3 separate regions of the Mus musculus genome follow, and all the other regions are linked to region 1. The links are chromatin loops, found by intact Hi-C in ENCODE. Cell type or tissue: heart. All regions are shown on one strand.

Region 1 (8,000 bases):
GACTTGCAAACTATATGCCCCAGTACAGGGGAATGCCAGGGCCAAAAAGGGGGAGTGGGTGGGTAGGGGATTGGGGGTGGGTGGGTATGGGGGACTTTTGGGATAGCATTGGAAATGTAAACGAGGACAATACCTAATTAAAAAAAAAAAACAATCAACCAGATTGACTTGGAACTTCGAGTGTCTGTGCAATGTTCACAATCGCACTTACAACCATGTGCTGTGTCCTAGAACTCTGATCTGCCAGTAGCCCTCTTCCTACTGTACAGTCTGCAGTCAAAGAGCTGGCTGCCAGCTCTATGAAATTGGCACACAGATATGATTTGTGTAGGATGTCCAATGTTTATTCGTGATTAAATTGCATAAACCTTAATTTTTCTATAAATGTTACTGCATACATTTAAGGCATAGGACATGACACTGTGAGCTACACATGACCAGGAGAAAGCCCACTATAGTGAAGCCACTTAACATGTCACATCGCTCACAGACAGCCAACTACTGTTTCCTTTGTGATGAAATCATCTAAAACCTACTTCATTAGTATGAAAATAATATACGGTTCGTAGGTTACACATTTACTCTCTCGTGTGTTTATCTTACACGTTACTTCACTCTTCTTCCTGATAACTGCTGCTTTATCCCCTAAACCCAAACCTGTGTCTAACTCATTTCGCAGCACAGCGACTCCTAAGCCCATCCATACTTAGGCAGACTCCCCAGACTCCGCAGATATTCAAATCCAAGCTTGCTATGTTTGCTTAAAATCCAGTTTTCTTCTAGTATTCTCTAAATTACCCAATTAATAGAATTATATTTCTACCACTGTTCACATTAGAAAGCTGGGTAGAGCCCTTCTTCCTTACTCCACCACTGCTCATCAATGTGTAAAACCTTCACGTTTGGCTCTTTGCTTTCACTGCCCCCAGCTTTGAAATTCTTCATTTAAAAAAATGTTTACTTTCCAAGATGGAGCAAAATTACAAAATCTCCGACACTATGTGCTCAAGAAACATTCATGTCTTCCTTTCTATCTACAGGCATCTTAAGTATGTATTCACTTCTGGATCCTCTACTTCTTTGATGGAGACAATCATTTAGTCATTGCTGTACAAAATCCTAAGCCAAAGACAATGAACTGTCAACTGTGTTAAACAAGCCTGAGTTTTATAAATCAATGACTTCCTTACATCACAGGACTTTATCTTAAACTTTTATATGCTTCTTTGGCTAAACTGCAGTTTTTACTCGTACCTTTTTTTTTTTTTTTTTTTCATACTTTGGATTGATTCTGCAACCATGAGATCAAATAACCAAGTCAAATTTGGTCACATCATAAAAATGAGGATTTTTCTCCTAACTTAAAAACTCTTTTAGATATCAAGGATGCTAGGCATTACCTCTAAAACTGTACCGTTATTTTAAAGACAGATCCCATAAGGGCAACAGAACAGCTGCTGAAAGATCTGGCACACCACTCTGCCAGCCTGAATTTAATGACCTACATGTGAAGGGCTCCATATCCAGTTACTAACCCTCCCTCAGCTACTCTCTGCCCTGATACGGAGGCAGCCGAAAAAAGATGCCCTACTAACAGCTCATAAGTGGATTCACATTTTACTGCCAATGTTCAGTTAACAGAAATCTCTAAGATTTGAGAGATCCACAACACAGAGCATGTGATCCACATCTTTTTCCAAATAAAAACAGAGTTTAAAAAAGATCTCCCCCACACACTAAATTCAGAGACGATTCAGTTCATTTAAGAGCCTGTAACAAGTTCAAAAGGTCAAGCAACAAGAAAAATCTAATGATGGGTCTTTATTTGAAAAATAGTTTTTTATCTGCAAATTCTACAGATTCATCCATCAGAAAAGCCAAATTAAAACAAAACAACTACAAAAAGACCAACCTACCCAACTGTTTGGTTTTTCTTTTTCCCTCGGTTGACTTGGTCTATATTTAGCAAAAAGATTATATAAGGTCAAGTATTTACAAACGATGAAATATCACTAGTGTTTTGCAAAACAGCATAAACAAAACCTCAAAGGATGGACTGTAAAGTATTATGTTTTACTAAGGACATAAAAAGAAAACTTTAAAATTCCTAAGTTCGATGAATTTCTATTAAAAATTTCAGTTTACAATTTTTTCACTTATGAAAGACCATTGGTAACTTTCTTACATAAATTAGAAGTACGTTGGGCAATACTAGATCATCCTCTCAACGCAGAAAAAAATAAGAGCATTTCGTCTGTTTCGCATTTCAATTTCTTTCAGTGGGGCGATCTTCGCCTCGAGACCCGAGCTTACACAGGCCTGTGGGTAGAAATGCAACGCTTGACCGGGAAAAACGCCTCGCGGTAGCCACTAACCATTCCCGCAAAACCCAGGCCCAGACCCCGCCCCCTACAGGCTCCTCCTCTTTCTCCGGTTTGGAGTTAGCGCAGTCCGATGACGTAAGCCGTAAGTGCCGTAACCGGGCGCGCAACCACCGCCTCTGCCTCTGGGAGTTGAAGTTTCTGAAGGAGGACGACCGCGTGGAGCCGAGAACACTTCAGAAAGGCTTTCTAACCGCACCCCGGCGTTCCCCACCGGCCCCGCGGCACGGTAAATATGGCACTGCGGCTGTCGTGCCCCTGCCCGTTGGTATCCTTTCGGATGCCAAAGGAGCGTGAGCTACCCTAGCCTCCGCTGCAACCAAGGCTTCCGGAGTAGAGGGTGAGGGCCTGGGAAGTAGTTGCCGGTTTGCGGAGGAAGTGGCGTCAGGTGTGCGTTTTCCACGCCCCTCGCCACTCACGTGCCGTCTTCCAGAGTCGTGATTGGTCAGCTGCGGTTCGTTCGCGGGCGCAGGGCCCCGCTCGGGGCGTGCGCGCGCCCGGTTGTCGCCGCGGTGTGCGCTCCGGGTTTCTGTTGTTTAGGAGAGTCCCTACCGGAAGTGTGGCAGAAAGGAGCCATGTGGAGTCTCAGGGTAGCTTGTCGCAACGCTGCGTTGCGCCTAGAGGGCAGGCGAGCCGTTTTCCCTTCTTTTCCTCTTTTTCCTTCCCTGGGTCAGGCCGTCGCATGTAAGGGCGCCGAGGGGCAGTTGCTGCCCAGGCGGCTCGGCCTCGTGGTCAGCTGAGGATGAGGTTAAGATGGACGCGTTACCGGTTGCCACTGAAATATTTTGTGTTTAAAATGTGGTTGCGTGTCCGGAGATGTAAAATTACTCATTTAAAAAAAAAAAAAAAAAAAAGCTCTCCTGAGATTCCCTCCCAAGCCAGAACTCAAGCCAAAGGGACTTTGACAACTGAACAAAGGGCTATTGCTACTGCGGTACAGACCAACGCGTTTAAAAATAAAAAAAAATAAAATAACATAAAAATACCCTGAAGTAGGCATGTATTGATTTTAGAGTTACCGAAAAGAAAGCTTAAAGACTACGAGGGCCGTTTTAGTCGATTTGATAACAGCCGGGTTTTTGTCTTTGGCATTAAGTGACGTATGCTCTTCCCCACACCAGATAGTCTTTGTCAGTATTACTCAGTTTTGAGTTTTGTAATCCTGTCTGATAACTTATATCCAAGAATTAACCATCCAGGTTTTTTCTTTTTAAGATATGCTAAAGTAAAGTCTCAGAGTTGTTTTATCTTTCTGTAAAATGTTCTTAAATACTTGTTAGACTTGGATTAGTGGATTAAAATGTGCTTTAAGCATCACTGCTGGTCTGGGAGAAGCCTCAGACTCGCTGCCATAGAGATTCACCTCGTGACCCAAACTAAAGCCGTGTGTTCAAAAGTGCCGTGTTTTACATAATGCATCAAATTCTTACTCTATTACTTAGTAGACAGTCGGAGCGGAAGCTATCTTGGTGAAGTCTAGACAAAACAAGACAGCCAGCTAGTATTTTATCTGCATTCATGTATTTTATAAAATGAAACATATTTCATGTGTTGTTCAGTAGTCTGGCTTATTTAATCAAAGCTTAGGAAACACCCAGTACAGTGTTTCAAGAATTGATAAAACACATTAATGTTAGGACAAGCTCACGATAGGCTGCTCAAAGATGTTACTATTCTGTGATAGGTCAAGTTAAATTTAACTGGAGACATTTTAGATGTGAAAGACAAAGGCTCCCCCTGGTGTCAGAGAGCTGTAAAACACGGCTTTTGTAATTCTCACAGTTAAGGCAGCTCAACACTTCAAAATTTTGAACATAGAGAAACTACTGAAAAGTATTGCCACGGATAAATATTGCTTTGTTTCATAGGAATTTAGTACTAGAGACCAGAGGAGTTAGTAACTTTGAAATTACTCTCTTCGTTTTCTTTTAGAATTCTATGAAATCCCATATCTACTCAAGTTATCCTCTCGGTTTGGAATAAGTCAACTGAGTTTCAAGTTTCAGAGCTGTGCTCTCTTGAAAATATGTTTCATAAAATGTTTTCCTGTTAATTTCAATTTTGCTTTTAAGTTTGCATTACTGAGTCTTGTTTTTTCCACTATTCATGCCTTTGGGCATATACATTTTTGAGTTTTATTTAATGCCTTTAGAGCCATCTGTCAACAGTGTGCAGTAGCACTCTCCCTTCAGAATTCCCCCATCCTCAGGGTTTTAGGTTACTGGGAAGTTTTGGTGTTGGATCTGGGTTTGAGTAATAATACACAATTTCATCCCTTTAATCAGTATATTCTCTCTGCTAGATTTGTTTGAGATGCTTTTTTTCATAGGAATTTAGTACTAGAGACCAGAGGAGTTAGTAACTTTGAAATTACTCTCTTCATTTTCTTTTAGACTCCTATGAAATCCCTTATCTACTCAGTTATCCTCTCAGTTTGGAATAAGTCAACTGAGTTTCAAGTAACGTGACACTGCACTTTCAAAGAAATCGAGAAGCATAGAGTAAAGCTATTGTTTAAGTTCTGCAAAAGTGTTGTCCTCATTATTACATCTCGAAGAGTAATTGTGTTGTTGTTTGTTTTTGTTTTGGCTTAGATTATCGTTTGTTTGCTTAGATTAACTAGCTAGCTCTGTAAGAATGAAGAATCTCAGAATGTTTCTTAAGGCCACATGCTATTTAGCAGATTATGCTTTGTCTGAGGCAGGGACAAGTAGGCAAACACTTGTAAGCCTTGTTATTAAGAACATATTAAAGAGAAAAGATATTTCAGTGTAGTTCGCCTTCCCCCAGTCAGCAAGTTGAGTTCTAGCTGTTATGGATAAAAATGTGTGTGGTTGGATTTAAATGAAGATTGATTTCGGTCAATGCTAAGAATTTTGCGGACTGATTACAGAATCAATTTTTATATTTTGTTTATAGCCATAGCTAAAGCATTTACAGATATATAGTGACATTTATTAGAGAGAGAAAGAAAACTTGTATCATTCAAGTTAGAAAATCCAGATACCCATGAACAGAAGTGGAAGGTATGTGTGAATATGTGCTTTAATAAATAATATAAAAGGAATATTAGTATTTGCATTGTCTCTCAGATTTAAAATGTAACTGTTACCTCTCATCAGTAAGTAATTTTGGAAATACCATTTTTCCTGGCTGCTTAGCATGAGTAACTAACCTATATTATAGAAGAACCATTGGTTTACTCTCTATGCTGACACTCAAATAAGTTCTCACTTTTTACAGTTAAAAATGTTAGGATGAATAAATTATGATGCAGCCTTTACTGTACATTTCTGACTCGCTTACAGGAATTTATTCTAAGAAACCATTGCTAGGTAAGAAAGTATCTACAGTAGTTCAGTTCTCTGAGGCTGTGATAAAACACCATGGCCAAAAGCAAGTTAAAGGAATGGTATCTGGCTGATGCTTCTAGACCACAGTTCATCACTGAGGGCAGTCAGGGCAAAGCAGAGACCATGGCGTCTGCCTTTCCGCTTGCTCCATCGCTCATGCTTAGTGACCAGGACCACCAGCCTAGGGATGGCACTGCCCACACTAATAAGGACAGCTCCTCCTCACAGACATGGCCACAGGCCATCTGGGCAGAGCCAGTGTTGTTACCCACCCCCCAATCCCCAATTGAGCCTTTCTCACATAACTCTGGTCTTGGTCGATGTCACCTTGACAGCGGAAGCTAACTAGTGTTGGTGCTTTTATAACTCTCAAAACATTTGCACGCTGGAAAGAACATGAAGACCGTCTATAGTATATGTAAACACTCTATTTCTTCAGTCCTTCCAGGACAGTCAATGAATGGTATTTAATTCATGTCAAGTGAGAGTTAAAGATCTTTGCCAATAAATGAAATCTAACTATCTAATGTGCATTTTTATCAATGATAGTGCTTAGCATGTAGTGATCTCTATTGGCCATTTGGCCATTTGGGTAATTTTACTTTGTAAGTTGCCAGTTCGTGTAAAAAAATTTTTGCTTTTCAAATTTTTCAGAGACAATGAATATGTCATCTGAAATGCTGCCAGCATCCATCGAGTCTACTAATGTGGAGGAAAAGCTGGGTACGAGTGACGGTGAAGAGGAGAGACAGGAGCCTAGAGTGGATGCAGGGGCTGAGCCAATATCTAAACGGCAACTGAAGAAGCTGATGAAACAAAAACAGTGGGAAGAGCAACGTGAACAGCGCAAGTGCGTACACAGAGCATGCACTGCTGTTTTACTGAGAAATGGGGCTTCAGGTCCTGTTAAAAGCTGTCTGTCCTGAAACAGAAGTCATGAAAAATAAGGATATGCATGTTCTTAGCTATAATTAAAACCATATGCCTTCCGAATTGTTACTTTGCTTTTTGCAATACTAATGAACTTAGACTCCGCCCCTTTTTTCTCCTCAGACTGCCTGAGGAGCGCAAACCTGCTAGGATGGGCTCTGGTATGGGTGTCCTAGATCTAAGTAAAGCAGCCACGCAGGAAAGCCAGCTTTGGCCTGACATGGGTGTGCCTAAGACAGGATTTCATGAAAGCATTTCTCATAGCCATTGTCTAATGCCAACATTTATAAGAGATTAGAAAAACTTGGACTTTTGTTTCTGTTCTTTAGTAAATTTAGTCAAATATTCTTTTTAGTATTCCCTATGATATTGAACTAGAAAATCGTTTAGTGGATGAGTTGTGAATAAATTCTTTATAAATCATCTTTATAAATCTCTTAGTCCTATATGATACTAGTGATGAAACTATCGAATACTGCAGTTATACATTAAAGAAAGCTCTATTAGCTCTGCAAAGTCCTTCTCTTCATGTGTGAAGATATTGTATGGAGTAAATCACGTTACTAAGGTCTGACCCTTTTCCCTCACAGAAGAGAGATGTCACAGCCATGACTATTTTAAAATGTAATTTTTTGTTTAATTAGAAGTTTTGTGAATGTCTAAATATACAGATAATGAAAAAAAATGTCATTTGATATTTTAGGGAGAAACGAAAAGAAAAACGGAAGAGAAAGAAATTAGAACGACGCCAGCTGGAGTCCAACTCAGATGGCAACGACAGGAAGCGCGTTCGGAGAGATGTTGCTCGCAGCAGCCTCCGCCTGGTCATCGACTGTAGCTTTGATGACTTGATGGTGTTAAAGGTATCATGAGGTCCCTGTGTGTGAACTAGGTTAAGCCACTTTTATTTTCTTGAGTAATATTACAGTGTTTATATACTAGACTACATCGTAAATTTTTCAAACTCTATTACTCCTAAATGAACTGCTTTGATATGTATAGCATATTCATGTATATGTTTATATATGTGTAGATAGACATTTCCTCCACAGTTAGGTAATAGAGCCCAGTGATCACATATTGGTTATAAAGATTACGGAGTTGCACGATGGCATATGTCTGTAATCCTACCACTTAGATGACTGAGGCAGAGGGATCTCAGAGATTTAGGCCAACCTAGGATATAGTACATTTAAAGCAAACCTGCACTACTTAGTCAGATCCTATCTCAAATTAAAAAAAAGTCTGTAGCATGGCTGGAGAGATGGAACTCAAGTTAAGACTTTTTGGTCTTGCAGAGGACTCAGGATTGGTCCCCAGTGTGACACAGTGACTC
Region 2 (8,000 bases), 230 kb before region 1:
CTGATGCCCTCTTCTGGAGTGTCTGAAGACAGCTACAGTGTACTTACATATAATAAATAAATAAATCTTTAAAAAAAAAAAAAAAAAAAAAAAAAAAAAGAAAAGAAAAGCAGCTCAACTGGAAATATTGAAAAAAAAAAAAAAAATTAAATAAACAGCTCCCACTTTTTAAGCAGTGAAATGTTTCTTGGTTGACCAGAAAGCCAAATGAGCCATCATCTCAATTATCCAAGTATTTAAACAAAGGACAACATGGTTAAAGAGGAATGAATGTCTTTATTTAGCTTCTCCACACAAAGCTTGGTTTTAGTTCTGGATATTTTGCTATCCATCTTTCTATTGAGTGAAGAAAACTGAGAGGAAACCCAGAGCACTTTTTATTATTTATATAGAAAAAATGTATGAAAATGAGCAGCCTGAATTTTAATCATGGAATAGTTACAACCCCCTTTCTAGTAGCCATATCAGAATAGTTAAAAATCCTTACAATTCTCTGTAAACCATTGAAAGTAAAAGAATAACCAGACAACAACCTCCACATTCCCACCTCTCCCATCCAGGTATCCATGGCAAATATCAGTCAGGCATGGCAGCTCATACATGTAGTCCCAACACGCGGGAGACCAAGGGAGGCAGACACATGGATTTGAGGCTAGCTGGGGTACCTTGTAAGACTCTGTCTCAAAGACAATAAAAAATAAAAACAAAAAATAAATAGACCCAGGTGATTCAAGCAATTTTTTTTCAAACCTTTAATAATCTGTAGGCACCACAGTCCTAAATCCAGGCTCCCCCTATGGTTTCATTTCAATAAGACAGACACTTTCCTATAAATGGAAACATTATTTTCCTCAAGGCAATTATTCAAACATGCTCCTTATATTAAGGATTCTGTAACCACACTTTTGTAAATGCCCTCTGTGTAACTTTTTCCTATTACGCAGTTCTTTTTCATTTGATCTTCTGCTGGTGTAGGGGCCAATAGACTTGTGAATATTCTCTGGATGTGTCCATGTCTAAGTGTATATATATATATATCAATGTATATATTTTTTTCCAGCTAATACCTCAGATGTGTGATTGTTTAATAAGTACCATACTGTTTGCACAGAGCAGGGCTTCCATTGGTGGGCTCTTACTTTAAAAATTGACCTTCAGTCAGTAGAATCTCATCAGGGTGAAATGTTTTCAGTTGCTCTCCATGGTTTAGTGCAGATTCTTACCACAAGGCCCTGTGTCATGTAAAACTGTATTTCTCTGAGCCTCATTCAGAAGTGGCTCTTGGAATGACCTGGTGTAGTAAGTTCTTAAAACTCGGGGTGACTGGTTATCGAGCTGTCCAGTAACCGCATAGAGGCGACGAACACCTGATACAAGTGCTGGCAAGTCTCGCTGGTTTCTCTGTATGGTTATGCAGTACTGTAACATAGGAAGGCACTTTTGAGTGACACTGTAGCGCTTTCATCAGTACCTTCCGAATGAATTGTTTGTGACATGGGTGTCTACAGTAAGACAGAAACAATTGGTGTCTGTAATTTATTTGCATTAAAAAGTGCTTCATATTTGCTTTACTTCTGGTCTTTGGATTGCTATGTGAGACTTTCCATTTAAAGTTTTAGGGTGTTTTTTGTTTGTTTGTTTGTTTGTTTGTTTTTAAGCTGCAGGTAATTTCCACGGTGTGATATGGGTTTTCAGGTCTGGTGAGGTGTTCATGGAAGCCTGTGTACTTAGAATGAAGTGCTGCTGGTGAAGGAGAGCTCCCTCGTGCATTCAAGACCTCAGAATTAGGTTTAAAAATGAAAGGTCTGATTTGTAAAAATGTAATGTTATATCAGACTTATATAAGGTTTCATATGAGAATTCTTAAAGCTGCTTTTGATTTCTAACGAATGTTCTAATGAATGATTTACAAATTTTTGTCTTTCAGTCTCTGTAATTTATCTCAACATATGAATAAAAAGAGGGGGTGTTCTCACCATAAAAGGCTTGTCTTCATTATATTTTATCCTTTTTTCTTTTTTTCCCTCTCCTTCTCTACCTCCTCCTCCTCCTCCTTTCTTCTTCCTTCTTCCTTCTTCTTCTTTTGAGACAGAGTCTCACTATATAGATCTCACTATCCTGGACTCACTATGTAGACCAGGCTAGCCTCCAGCTTACTGAGATCTGCCTGCCTCTGCCTCCCAAGTGCTGGAATTAAAGAAAGGCCTGCCCCACCATGCCCAGCATAGGATCCTCTTGATATGCTCATTCTTTTATTCATTCACTCATCCATTCATTCAATAAATGTATGAATCCCTGCTGTGTCACAGGTAATGAGCTAGGAGCTGGGAATTATTCATGGATTAAGACAATGCTCTAAGTGTAAATTTAATGAAGAAAACATTATTGTCCAGGAAATGAATGTTTTAATTTTGGTAAATGTAAGAAGATCACAAATTACCCATTTATCTATTAACGCCTATCTATCTTTAACATTTATCTATTAATATTTATTTATTAACATTTATCTATATATTAACATTTATCTCGAGTACCTCTACTATTCTGGAAAGGTCAAGGAAGATTTCACTGAGAAACTAAACTTAAACTAAAACCCAAAGGATGAACAAAAGGGGGGCTGAGACACTAAAGAACAACTTCATGCACAGTGGGCCAACCAATGCTATCACAAACACGCTGGCTCACACAGCTGAGCGGGCCTGCCGGAGATCAAGCCAGCCAACATTCTAGCATGCAGTGGGGATGGTTGGTGAGCCTACCTACACTGAAGTGCTATGGGCAATTGATGGCTTCTGAGAGAGGTGTCAGTGTTCTTTAAGGGTGATCTCTGGTAGGTTGGCCATGCTCCATTGGCTAGTCCCACAGGCCCCGGAGATGATCAGCCCAAACTGGACTTGATAGGTTATGGGGGCGGGGGGGGAGGACACAGTTTGAAGGGTACAGACATGGGGGTGAACCTAAGGGGAGTTAGAGCAGAAGAGTCAGGGGTAAATATGATCAAAATGCATTGTATGAAATTCTCAAAGAATAAAAGTATTAAAACTTTGTGGAAATGAAAAGAAACTTGAGTGGCGATTTAGTAAAAGAATTCCAAAGTAGGTGCTCCTAGAGAGCTTACCGTTTTCTTTAACGGTACACGACTGTTAACATCTGCAGCAAAAGCCATCAGCTTCCATTCCCCCTCCCCGCCCTCCCCCCACTCCCCCCAGCTCAGGCAGCCACTGGGGAGTATTTAGATCCCAGGTGATTTTCGTTTGTCCTCAGGGTTTCTACCAGAGTCTCCTAAGCGGATTACATGGCTGCCCTCTACCACAAAAGAGTTATCAACGCGTCAGTAATGAGAAACACCGGGCCAAAGCAAATGGAGAAGCCTCCCTTTTGCTAAGCTTTCTTGCCTTGCCCTTACAGTGGGCTTTCTTGAATGTACAAACACCAACAAAAAATATAGGCAGTTTTTATTTTATTTTAAGAAGATACAACAAATGCAGGCCCAAGAGCCAAAGCAGGCAGCCCAGTGCATGCGTGTTCAAAACGGACTTAGCAAACGAGCCCATAGGCCCATGGCTCCTGCACTTCTAGGTAAAAACCCAAGAGAACATGTGGTAGCAGCACCGTTAGGAAACTGGCTTGTAAATTAGGTTATCCAAGGACCTGGGACTTCTAATAAGTAGGCTGCTCAGTTTGTTCTCCTCAAACGTCTTCATTCATAAAGATTTACATAATGGGTCTGGGAAAGGTGTACACATACTCCGCACAGGATCATCTTCCGTTGTAGGTGAGTTGGATGGAAATTAAGGTGCAAGGACCGCAGATGCCAACCCAGCTGCTCGTGGCGCAGCGCGCAGGCGCAGGAAAAAAAAAAAAAGCCTCCAGGGGGCGGGGCGGCCGCGCGCGCAATTTCCGCCCGGGTCTCCCCGGAAGTTCCGAGTCCCGGTACTGGAGGGTGCAGCAAGTGCTTCCTGGATCCCGCGGAGGTCACGAGTAATGTGACAGCGACTTGACAGGCGGCTTCAGAGAGGCGACTGAACTGCGGGAACACCGGGGCAGGTCTTCCCAGGCTGGAGCGCGCGTGCGTCTGCAGAGGTCGCCGCTCCTCTCAGCTCGGGGACAGAGTGGGTGGGGAGAGGTGGGCTGGCCACCGGGCAGGGTCCCCGGGAACCTCCCCACTCCCTTGACGGAGATCCAGGGCTCTCGCTTGGCCCTGGAGAGGGTGGATCTCGTGATGCTGTCTGGGTCTGGAGAGGGTGACTAAGCCTCGGGTGCGGGGGAAGTCACGGAAGTTTTCCTTCCAGGAGTGGAGATCGATTCTGCGAGGAAAAGGGGTTCATCATGGCGGATGTAAGTTGACACCCCTTCCCAAGAAAAAGGGGAGGTGGGAGGTTTGCATACGGCTTCTGAGAGGAGAAAGGTAGAAATGTGTTTCAGCCTCGCCTCTCTTCCTGGATTTGTAGTAAGGACTTGCAGGGGCCTGAGCTTCTGTCAGGACCGGTTGTGATGGGCCACTAAGGTGCTTTAGCCTCAGAGAACTATATATTCTTCCACCTCCTAATCCTATTGGAGCATACAAGAACTCTGTGTGGGTGGCACTGGAAATTCTGAAGGATGACTGGCCGCCCTTCCAGTCAGTACCTGTTCATAGGACAGTGCTCTGAATCCTCTCCCAGTAAATAATGCTCTTGGTGTCTCAGTAGGCAGTGTTGGGAGTCTAAAAGGATGGCTAACGCGTGCCCCCTTAACAAGCTATGTTCCGTTTCTATGTGTCTGTTTAAGACGAGAGCAAAAGTAAGTTTGTGGTGGTAACGTGGGAAAGGACACTCATTCAGTTTGGGAGATAGAGGTTCAAAACAGCACACATTTAGAGTGGAGGTCATAATTGTCAGTATCTTTGCCAAGAAGCTGAATGTTAGAATAGTTTATCGGAATTAGGATCATTTAAAAAAAAAAATTCATGGGCAATCTGGATGCCCGGACATGGGAAGAGATTTATAGAGGATTCTCAAGTGAATACGGTAGCATCCGGATGTAAAATATTAGGAAGCACGTGACCTCATTTTACAGCAAATCTGTATTTGTGTGTCCCAATTCCAAGTACACTGACATAGCCCTTACTAACCTTTGACAGCGTTCTTAGGTTGTAGGGTCTGTGATTATCCCTGTAGACATGTAACGAAGCATATAATGAAACTGAGGCCTAGAAAAAGGTTAACTAACTTCTCCCAAGTTATACACGTCAGAGATGAAATGCCAGTGACAAGTGGTGAGTTCATGTCCTTTAGGGATAGGGACAGGGCTAGAACAGCACAAGGTAATAATGGTCTTTTAAAAATTATTCTCTTTCAGGATCTAAAGCGATTCCTGTACAAAAAGTTGCCAAGGTAAGAAATTATTGATTTGTTGCTGAATAAATTCTGTGCAACGTGTTAATCTTACAAAGTATTTTGTTTCTCCTTTTAAAATTAGTATTTTTATAAATTTCATGGTAATTATTTACCACATTTAAATATAAAACTAACCCCAGGTATCCTAAGAGATGGCTTGAGTTTCCAGATAGCTCGAAGCCGAGCTGTTGGATGACTTCTGTGTGGTTCTACGGGGAGAGATGCTGGGGACTAGAACTTAGATTTCCTGCCACTTTCAATTTTTTTTTTTTTTAAAAACACACTACCGTAGTTGTTTATTAGCTTATCTTTTAAAGTTCTTAAGTAAATTTAAGAAAAGAAGGTTAAAACTTGCCATTATTTTTAATGTTACTATTGGGACCTAATTGCTAGGTCAACGTAATCCAAAATTACTAGGCTAAGACAATAGTTGAAAAACAAATTCACTTCCACACTGCACTTTGTGTGCCATTCTTACAAAGAGTTAACAGGTGTTAAGGTTAGCAGATTTCTTATAACATATTTTACTGATCCAGAGGACTCCACTTGAACTCATTGGAACTCACTTTTAGTTTAATTGAAAAGAAGATGTCTTTGTTGACAAGCATTTCTTTTGTCTACATTCACATCTTTCTACAAATGACTCAGATTTTGTAATCATTAGGGATAAGACAGGAGTGAGGGGAAAATGTCTTGTGTTTTCACATCTCAGAGCAAAACAATCAGATTGGACTGAATAACCTTTGAGGTCATCTAGCAGAATATTTTCTGAAATCCTTTTTCTTATCTTCCCAGTCTAAAATTGTAAGTGGTTATGTGTGGTTATCAGTTTATCTCTGTAGGCTGAAAAAAATGAACTAACGTTCCTTTAGACTTACTTGAATTGCTGGATGTATGGCTTATGTTTTTACTCTGATTATAGATTAGTGGAAATGAATAACTGTGTTCTGGTTGTGATTTATACGGTGTATATCGAAAACACCGTGGGTATTTTAAGTGAGATAATGATTATTATCAACTTTATGTTAATGAAATAATTAATTAATTTTAGTTAAATTAATTAAAATTAATTTTAATTCTCTTCCTCTTAATAAAAAGGCAAGTTATAGAGATCAACTGCTGGGTCTTCTTTCACACACGTGGCCAACACGACAGGCAGTGACAGCTTTGCATGCTAACTGTTGAGTGACAGTGGAGACAGAGGTACAGGCTGGAACCATGCAGGAGAATGTTAGTAACTCGTGTGGGAAATAATACTTGTTTTCTGACCTTCAGCTTTTCAGAACATTTAAGGCTTTTCTCATTATTGGTTACAAATGTTTTGGGAACTGCACGCTGTCCTGATGTGCTCTCGTTAGCTATGATAAAACACTGACAGAAAGCAACATGTGGAGAAAGAGCTTATTTCATCTTACAGATTACAGTTCAACCTGAAGGGGCAGGGCAGGAACCGAAGCAGAAGCCAGGGAGGAATGCCGCTTACCGGCTTGCTCTGCATGGCCTGCTCAGCGAGAATTTTTTACAACTGGACACCACCTGCCTTGGGTGGTCCTACCCCTACGTCAGTCATTAATTAAGAAAATGCCCTGCAGACTTACCTGCAGGCCAGTCTCATGGAGGAGGCGTGCTCTGAGCTGAGGTTCCCACTTCGTATCATCAACTTGACAAAAAACTAACCAGCACACAAACAAATATGATAACTAGTATTTGCTCAGGAAACCAAAACACTGTGAAAGTGAGCTGGGCATGGTGGATAGGCCTGTAATTCCATCATTTGGAAAGTGACAGGAGTTCAGAGCTAGCCCGGGCTACACGAGGTTATGGCTCCGTGGGTAAAGGCACTTGTCGTAAAGCCTGATGTGGATGGTTTGGCATGCATGATTGAAGTGAAGAGCCACCCACACACATTGTCCTCTGACCCAGGCACACACATACAATAAATAAGAACATTGGAAATGGCAGCTGGCAAGCAAAAGAAACATTGGGTGACTTAGCAAGTCTGTTTCTGTCGTATGCCTTCAGATAGGGGACAGGCGTCTTCTGTCCTTCACAAATCAATGTGCTTCGTCCTTTATCAGCGTTCCATGTTTCCTCCTTCGTCCTTTCCATGCTGTGAAGTCTTTGAGACTTCCTTTGATGTGCATGTTGTAACGTTTTCATCACCCACTCTCCTTATTCAGTACCTCTGGCTCCCTATCTGAACTTTAACAGTGACCATAAACTGGAAAGTTTGTTGACTCTCGAATTCTGACAGTACACCTTTAACCAACCAGAAAGCTCCACAAGGTAGGGCTAATACAAGAGATGTGTGCAGATTAATAATATTGTGAAGATACACTGGGAATGTATCTCAGGGAGAGAGTATTTCACTCTTGGCCCCAGGCTCAATCTGCAGGACTTCCAAAGGGACAGGAATATTAGTCATAGCACATCAGCAGGGAAGCTATTACACCACTCTTTTCATAAGGACTGAGACCTGTTTGGCTCAGCTTTGCAAGTCATTTCTTGAAGGTTTATTGCACCCTAAGAACAAGGAGAACAAATAAACAATAGCGCTGTGAGCGCTTTGATGCGTTTCTGGGTGTGTGGGTTTGCAGGGTATATGCATTCTTGCCATTTTTG
Region 3 (8,000 bases), 370 kb before region 1:
GTGTTCACCCAGGCTGGGGGCGCTATAAGACAAAAGTATTCTGGAGGTCACGTGAGTGCTACATGCATGCCTGCTGCCCTCGAAAGCCAGAAGAAGGTAGCAGATTTCCTGGAACTGGAGTTATGGATGGTTACAAATTACCACATCCTGGTCCTCTGAAAGAACAGCGAGTATTCTTACTTGATGAATCTTTGCTCAAGCCCCTTAAGAATGTTCTCTACTTAATCTTTTTCTTACAGTCCAGATTTTATCCCCCTCCCAGTCCACCTCTGACCGACATCCCATACCCCCCCCAGTATCCACAAGGATGTCCCTTTCACTCCCTCTGCACCCCCCCACCCCCACCCCACCCCACCAGACTTCCTCACTCCCTGGGGCCTCCAGTCTATTGAGGGATAGGTGCATCTTCTCTGACTGAGTCCAGACCTAGCAATTCTCAGCTGTATGTGTGTCGGGGACCTCATATCAGCTGGTGTATGTTGCCTGGTTGGTGGTCCAGCGTCTGAGAAATCTTGGGGGTCCAGATTAGTTGAGACTGCTGGTCCTCCTACAGGGTTGCCCTTCTCCTCAGCTTCTTCCAGTTTTTCCCTAATTCAACCACAGGGTTCAGCAGCTTCTGTCCATTGGTTGGGTGTAAATATCTACATCTGACTCTTTCAGCTGCTTGTTGGGTCTTTTGGAGGGCAATCATAAAAGGCCCCTTTTTGTGAGCACACCATAGCATCAGTAATAGTGTCAGGCCTTGGGGTCTCCCCTTGAGCTGGATTCCAATTTGGGCCTGTGACTGGACCTCCTTTTCCATTTTTGTCCCTGCAGTTCTTTCAGACAGGAACAATTGTGGGTCAGAGTATTTGACTGTGGGATCACAACCCCACCCCTCACTTGATGCCCTGTCTTTCTGCTGGAAGTGGGCTCTTCAAGATCCCACTCCCATAGCCGGGAGGTGGTGGCACACGCCTTTAATCCCAGCACTTGAAACCCTGTCTCGAAAAAAACAAAATAAAATAAAATAAAATAATAAAAAATCCCACTCCCCACTCTACAGAATTTCATCTAAGGTCCACTCTGACCACTTTAGTTAATGCCACAAACTAGCCTGGTGTGTTGTCACAGACCTTTAATCTCAGTACACAGAGGGTAGAGGTTGGGTTGATCTCTGTGTTCAAGTGAATTTCAGACCAGCTAAGACTATACAGTCAGACTCTGCCTTAAAATACACACACATAGGCCTGGTGTGATGGTGCATGCCTTTAATCCCAGCACTCGGGAGGCAGAGTCGGGCGGATTTCTGAGTTCGAGGCCAGCCTGGTCTACAAAGTGAGTTCCAGGACAGCCAGGACTATACAGAGAAACCCTGTCTCGAAAAACCAAAAAAGAAAAAGGAAAAAAAAATAAAAAAAAAAATACACACACATACATATAACACACACACACACTACAAACCAATCCCAACAGTTTCTATCCCTTTTTCTTGCTTCATTTTTCTCCTAACAGTTTTATCATTTAATACAGCATACATATGCTTTATATTAACTTGGATTTCACACACACACATGCCTGCTTGGTTCATATCACATATCAGCTGTCAAGAGATGCTTGTTATGGAAATGAATGAAGGACCCAGCTGCCAGTCACTGTTACACACAGATTTGCCCTGCTAGAGTCACGTGATTCCCATTTGCTTTTCACAGATAAGGAAGTGAGTCTTTAGAGAGTCTGCTGAGCTTTGCCAAAGGGCAGATGATGATAAATGACAGGTCTAGGAAGCAAGCCCCCAAGCTTGATTCCGGTGTCTTCTGTCTTAACCACAACACTAGCCTTTCCCACAACCACAAACCCATAACAGAGACCTAGAGAGAAGCTGAAAGCCAGGCATTGAAGCCAGATAATATTCAAACAACAGTCAGGAGCAGAGATAAGGCTGCAGCTCAATGGTAGATGGTCTGCCACTGCCTGAAGAAGGCCCTGAGTTCAATCCCAGCACAAAAGTAGTAACAGTCATCATAGCAATTATACTCTATCAAAGGCTTAGAGCAACAGACATAGCCTAGCACATGCCCTGGGGATGCTGGTACAGGATGGTCATGAATTTGAGGCCAGACTTGAATGGAGCTAAATTACTACAATCAAATGTGACAGGGTGACGAGGGAATAAAGCTGGCTCTAGAGAGCAGTGAGCGGTGCTGTGCCAAGAACAAACATACTCTGATGACACATCCCAGCCCTACAGGCTGGGAAGGGGCGGTGGGTGAGGGCTGTGTGTCCGGAGGAGCTCTGATAACCAGGACTCTAGGAGTTCTGACACCTAACCATGGATTTCATACCAGCCTTTGCTGCCAGCACCTCCATTGTCTCCCGTCAAGGTGAGGGCCAGGAAGTAATCTGATAGAGAAAAATGTTCAGCTCACACACAGCTGATCAAAACAGGCACAGAGTGAGAGATGAAGATTGTATTTATTCCTTTCTCTTTGTCTTTGATGTCTTAGATTTAGGGTATAAAGTTTTGAAAATATTCTATATTACATATAGCAAGTCTGCTGGTTCCATACTACATGAATGAGACAACTGGTTTACCTCTCCGTGCTCCTTTCGTTACTTCCCATGCACCCCTTGTAGTATGTGCTATCTTTGCTGACAATTATGGTAAACTCTTAAAGGGCTATGAAGATTCAATGAGGCAGGCATGGAAAGCACTGGAAAACATGTTCAGTAGGTACTAAACATGCCAGAGTATTAATCATTATTGTGTGGTTAAAATCATGCATCACACAGATGTGTAATCCAAGGCTGTTATTTTATTATGCACGGGAAGAATTGCTTCAGCACTATGAAGTAAGCTACATCACACATAAGAAAAGAATGTGTGTGTGGCAGTTTGTCTAAGAAGGAATACGATAGCTACGATATATAAGTATTTGGGGGAAATTGGCCTCACCGTGTCAAAGGTTTTCTTTAAGATCAAACTGATGAAACCTGGAGAGATGGCTCAGTGGTTAAGAGCATTTGCTCCTCTTGCAAAGGACCTTGTCCTGTTCTCAGTACATACGTGATGGCTCACAACTGGCTGTAACTCCAGTTACAGGGGATTCAATGCTCTCTTCTGGCCTTCCCAGGTGCCAGGTATGTGAGGTACACATAGATATGCACAGCCAAAAATAAAAGTAAATAAATCTCCTTGTTAATGTTGATGCTAGAGCTGGGCTGCCATCAAAGTCGTCAGTGTCAAAAATGCATCTTTGCAGCAGTCTTGAAGTCTGCAGCAGAGTCGCTTACAGTGCTCAGAGCAAATGCAGTCATTGGCATTAATGGAACAGGAATGGCTCCCGAGCACGCTGCTAGGGAGGTCTTTCTAAAGCATTGTTCAGAGCTGCAAGTTATCCTAGAGATAATGCTGGAACACTGGAAGTTGTTAATGCTTGCAATTACCTTTCAGAATGAACACTGGTGTTTATTGGAGCATGGATATTGCGTACGAAGATAGTACACTGAGGATCTATAAACAATGGGCACTGACTCTTCAGTCCCTTCTCGTCCTAGAAGGAACACCCTAGGCTGAGAAGTTCAAAGATACTGGGCTATAAGGAAAGGCTTATACTGAGACACAGACTGAAGTTCATTCAAGGATATCAGGGATGCGAAGTCATTTTCAGCAACCCAATTCCAGGCTGAGCCACCTTAGACAAGAAGGATCATTACTCTGTGACTAAGAACTTTCATTACTTGTAAAACAAAAACAATCATATTCTCACCTCATGGTCTTGAAATTGTAAAAAAAAAAAAAAAAAAGCTGGGCGTGGTAGCACACGACTTTAAGCTCTCAGGAGGCAGAGGCAGGCGGATTTCTGAGTTCAAGGCCAGCCTGGTCTACAAAGTGAGTTCCAGGACAGCCAGGCTATACAGAGAAACCTTGTCAAAAGAAAGAAAGGAAGAAAGAAAGAAAGAAAGAAAGAAAGAAAGAAAGAAAGAAAGAAAGAGAAGATGAAAGAAAAGAAAAGAAAAGAAAAGAAAAGAAAAGAAAAGAAAAGAAAAGAAAAGAAAAGAAAAGAAATTGTGAGTAATGTTAGATAGGACAGAGACATACCAGGACTCTGCAGATAGTAACCACTATCACTGTTATTATTTTCCAGGACTGGACCTTAAACCCTAGAGGTCTTGGATACCAAAAACAAGAACAAAGATTGCTCTCCTGGAATGTGCCCACTGACTGCCTCCTAGTCACAGAGGAGACAAGCTCTGTGCAAGGAATCCCAGAACCAGCAGAAAACCATTGGCTACCTTACATTTAACCTTCTGTGCAGTCATTTCTCTAGAGAAGCTAAACCATGTGTGGTCACAGCCAGGATATGCCTGAGCACATTCTTTTCCAGGCACCCTGCCTGTCTTGTCAAGTCACTAAGAGAGCTCTGGGGTTTAGCAGAAGTTCAGAAGATAGGCCAACGGGACAACGTACAAAAGAAAGACAAACCCAGGCTTCCAGCAGAAAGTATTTCTGAGCACCCAAGAGAGAACCAAGATGTCGCCGACGCTAGTACAGAGAAGTCCTGCAGAAGCCGCCAAGAGATTCCAAGGTAGAGAGGAGGGGAGCCTGAAGAGCAGAGTCCTGGGAAAGCCTGTCTCACTCAGAACATAAATGGCATGGTGGACTCCACTCCATGTGGCGGGACATGTTGGTAGTACCGCGATATCTGTGTACTGTGTTTAGTACAGTATATATGTAGTCCTGTGTTTAGTGACAACCCGGGGCTATTGTGTGTGATGGAAATAGAAAACAGGGTTTCCTTTCTTTTTAGGCTAGAAAATAAAATGGCCACAGGATGGCAGTACAAGGTAAGAGATGAAGGTTAGCCAGGTATTCTGTTAACTTTGTTGATTTGAGATCGTCTCATTTGCACCAGACTGGCTTGGAATGGCCTGCATGTCAGAGGTCGACCTCGAACTCAGATCCTCTGGCTTCTGCCACTGAGAGCTGAGATTGCAGGCATGCACCATCGTGCCACCAGCTTAGTCCTGGGTTCTAAACCCAGAGAGGGTTTTGTGAACGCTGGGCAACCATTCTACCCAGCAAGCCGCATCCCTGGACTGAATTTTGGAAACGACAGGCAGAATGCAAAACCCTAAATTATGGAGTTCTCTGATTAAAAGTAATTTCTGAACTGAGTGTGGAAATACTTTTCCTCCTAACACTTATCTGCTATACTGTGTAAGGGTGCATGCATGTGGAATCGCACTGCCCATCACTGAGAGCTATTTACTGGCTTGATTTGAAGTGAAGACGCATGAAAGGCCCTCGGCCAGTACAGCAAAATGTGGTGGGAAGAGAAGAACACGGCCAGAGGGAAGTATGAATCAAAGACGGGCTTGCAATAGTCCCAGGACTCAGAAGCCAGCCTGGGCTAGATGAAGTCTCTATCTCAAAAACCAAAGGCAGACTGGGGATATAGGTCCACTGTAGACTACTTGTCTAACATGTACAAAGCCCTGAGTTCAACCCCCAGCACTGCATAAACCAAGCAAGGTTGGCACGCACCTGTAATCCCAGGTGGTAGCAGACATGCAATTCCAAGTGGTGGCAAGAAAATGAGAAGTTTGAAAACTCATAGCCATCTTCAGCTATATATTAAATTTAAGATAAGCTGGATCCTGTCTCAAAGCCAATTATTTTAAAAGGGGAGGAGATCTAGAAAAGCAGCAATAGTTTAAGATATGGGTGCATGGCTCAGAAGGTAAAGGCACTTGTCACCAAGGCTGACAAACTGAGTTTGATTCCCAGGCTCTGCCTTGTAGAAGAGAACCCTGCAGTTTGCCCTTTAATCTCCAAAGCAGCACTATTCAAGTATTTAAAGGTAGAGAGATGGGAGGTGGAAAGAGAGGCTTGCTCTGACTTAGATGGGAGCATGTATATTCATAGCTGGGGGAGTCTTTGTCACCTACGTGTGCAATTGGCCAACAAACCTACAGAAGAGGATGGGACACAGCCCCATCTAGGATCAGAAGCCATTCCTGTAGTCCACAGGGGAAGCTAGGATACCATCAAGTCTCACGCGCACGCATAAACACACACACACACACACACACAATCAAGCTTAATTAATTTCTTCAAAGTTTAGACAGCACCCCTTTTCACATGGCCACTTGCGCCTCCATTTCTCCACACAGACTACGCAGAACTCCCCCTCACCAGAAGCAAACTGGGTGCTAACTCGGGTACAGTAAGCTACTTAATAACCTAAGACAGAAAGCTTAGATGTCATTCGGACAGCACAAATTATGAAACATTTTACTTGAAGAAATGATCATATTGCATGCTTCAAAACAAACAAACAAACAAGCCACTTGGAATGAATTCTACAGTCTGCAGCCAGCAATCTCACTCAGACAAAAATCCCTGCCTGCTTCCAACCACTTTTACAATAAAGCTCCAAAGGTTCCCTAAGTTCCTAGGGTCCTTTTAGACTTGAGACTGCAAGAGACCTCACACGAGGTCTTCCCGCCCAAGTGTAGCACCCAGCCAAAGTGAGCCCTTCTTCTGGGGCAGGAGGGGACGTTTCTGTTATCTCGCCCTTCGAGGATGAAAGCCAACTCCATCCACCCTTAGACCTAATAGCCATCAGGGCTCCCTAGCCGGGCTTTCTTTAGACCCCAGCTGTTCCCTTATCCCAGGAAGGATCTTTGAAGCCGCTCATTTGCATGATTGCTCACTTAGCATCTCTAAACCCTTTCACCTAAACTTCCGCGGGGCTCTGTTTTATTCCCGTATATGTTCCGATCTAGTATAGTAGCCTTGGCTGCTTTGGAATGCAGAATCCTCCTGCCCAATCCTTTCCAGGGGTGGGACCAAACTCCGGTCACCACACCCAGCTGTCTGGGTACCTAACAGAACTGCATTCGGTAGACAAGTGGAGAGAGTCGCTCCTGAGAGCACACGACGCACCTGTGGAAGGGCTCCCTGAGAAATGCCGAACCACAGAGCTCTTGGTGATGTAAAACAGCTGTCCAGAATATTTTACACGCTCACAACTGCAGCTTATCAGGAAGCCAGATTGCCTTCCTTGACCTAGGTTTCTTCCTACAGGATAGCATTGCTATTCAACTCCTCTTAGCTAACTCAATGGGAAAATCATCACGCTTGAAGACACTGCACATCTGAGCTATTAAAGACACCTCCCAGGGCTGGAGAGATAGATCAGAGGTTAAGAGCATTGTCTGCTCTTCCAGAGGTCCTAAGTTCAATTCCCAGCAACCTCATGGTGGCTCACAACCATCTATAATGAGATCTGGTGCCCTCTTCTGCAGGCAGAACACTGTATACATAATAAATAAATCTTAAAAAAAAAAAAAAAAGACACCTCATTCTCTCCTGGAAGGCAGGAAAGATATAGGTAGATGCTGGTGCTCTATTGCAGAACATAAGAGCATAGTTTGGTGTCGGGGAGGACAGCTGTTTTATTGAATAGTTCGCTTCTCAGAAGGGGCAGAACCAATACCTCCCGATTTAATGTCGGTCTTGAAAGGTTTCCTTGCTCTTAATCTACTTAGTTGCTCTGTAATTGAGGAAGGACTACATCAGTAGCTCACAATAAGGATCCAACCCTGAGAACTCCCATCTGTCTTAAACCCAGAGCAACAAGCTCTCAAAATACCGTGGGGGTTGGGGAAAGCAAACCCAGTGTTTTCTCCTGAGCCTGTAAGGACATTAGGAAATCTTACTTATAACTTCAAGCAAGCTTGACAGACTGCCTTTGTGAATTCTCCAGTGCTCACAAACTACTCCACACTTTCTTACCCAAATCCTTCAGAACTGCCTCTCCACCTATCCTAGCTTCTTTCCTGTGGTGGTGATAAAATACCCTGACAAAACAACTTAGGGAAGATGAAGTTTATTTCAGCTTGAAATTCCATGTGGCAGACCATGACTGCGGGGAAGTCGGGGCAGCAGGAACTTGAAGCAGATCACAGTCAAGAAGCAGAAAGATTGGGTGTGGTGGCTCACGCCTTTAATC

What was found. Hi-C counts contacts between places; a loop is a spot of excess contacts. Peaks named below come from ENCODE experiments on the same cell type or tissue, not always from the same donor. Only the 100,000 strongest peaks of a DNase experiment are listed, where the experiment ranks them.
Region 2: it touches region 1 in a loop (8-fold over the local background); 12 of 42 quality-filtered maps call a loop at or near these places.
Region 3: a loop joins it to region 1, with 9 times the contacts of the local background. A loop is called at or near these places in 36 of 42 quality-filtered maps.

The regions. Positions count from the first base shown.
Region 1 is chr3:138,140,987-138,148,986 of GRCm38, forward strand. Trmt10a (tRNA methyltransferase 10A) reads left to right here and starts at 2,462. Exons shown (of 8, transcript NM_175389.5): 1 at 2,462-2,610; 2 at 6,389-6,584; 3 at 7,368-7,527. The coding sequence starts at 6,394. It also overlaps a transcript of Mttp not described here. In heart, CTCF peaks have their summits at 2,391 (motif pointing left), 2,966 and 4,118 (motif pointing left); DNase peaks (open chromatin) are centred at 1,505, 2,455 and 2,805; H3K4me3 peaks cover 2,699 bases; H3K27ac peaks cover 2,695 bases.
Region 2 is chr3:137,914,581-137,922,580 of GRCm38, forward strand. It overlaps Lamtor3 (late endosomal/lysosomal adaptor, MAPK and MTOR activator 3), which reads left to right and starts at 3,975. Exons shown (of 7, transcript NM_019920.2): 1 at 3,975-4,083; 2 at 4,293-4,338; 3 at 5,341-5,375. The coding sequence starts at 4,330. It also overlaps a transcript of Dnajb14 not described here. In heart, a CTCF peak has its summit at 3,902 (motif pointing right); a DNase peak (open chromatin) is centred at 3,931; H3K4me3 peaks cover 2,419 bases; H3K27ac peaks cover 1,946 bases.
Region 3 is chr3:137,773,546-137,781,545 of GRCm38, forward strand. No RefSeq gene overlaps it. Among named protein-coding and RNA genes, the nearest start is that of Mir6380, 6.1 kb to the right of the region's middle. In heart, a CTCF peak has its summit at 4,813 (motif pointing right); no DNase peak of the experiment used is centred here; H3K4me3 peaks cover 894 bases; H3K27ac peaks cover 515 bases; H3K27me3 peaks cover 611 bases.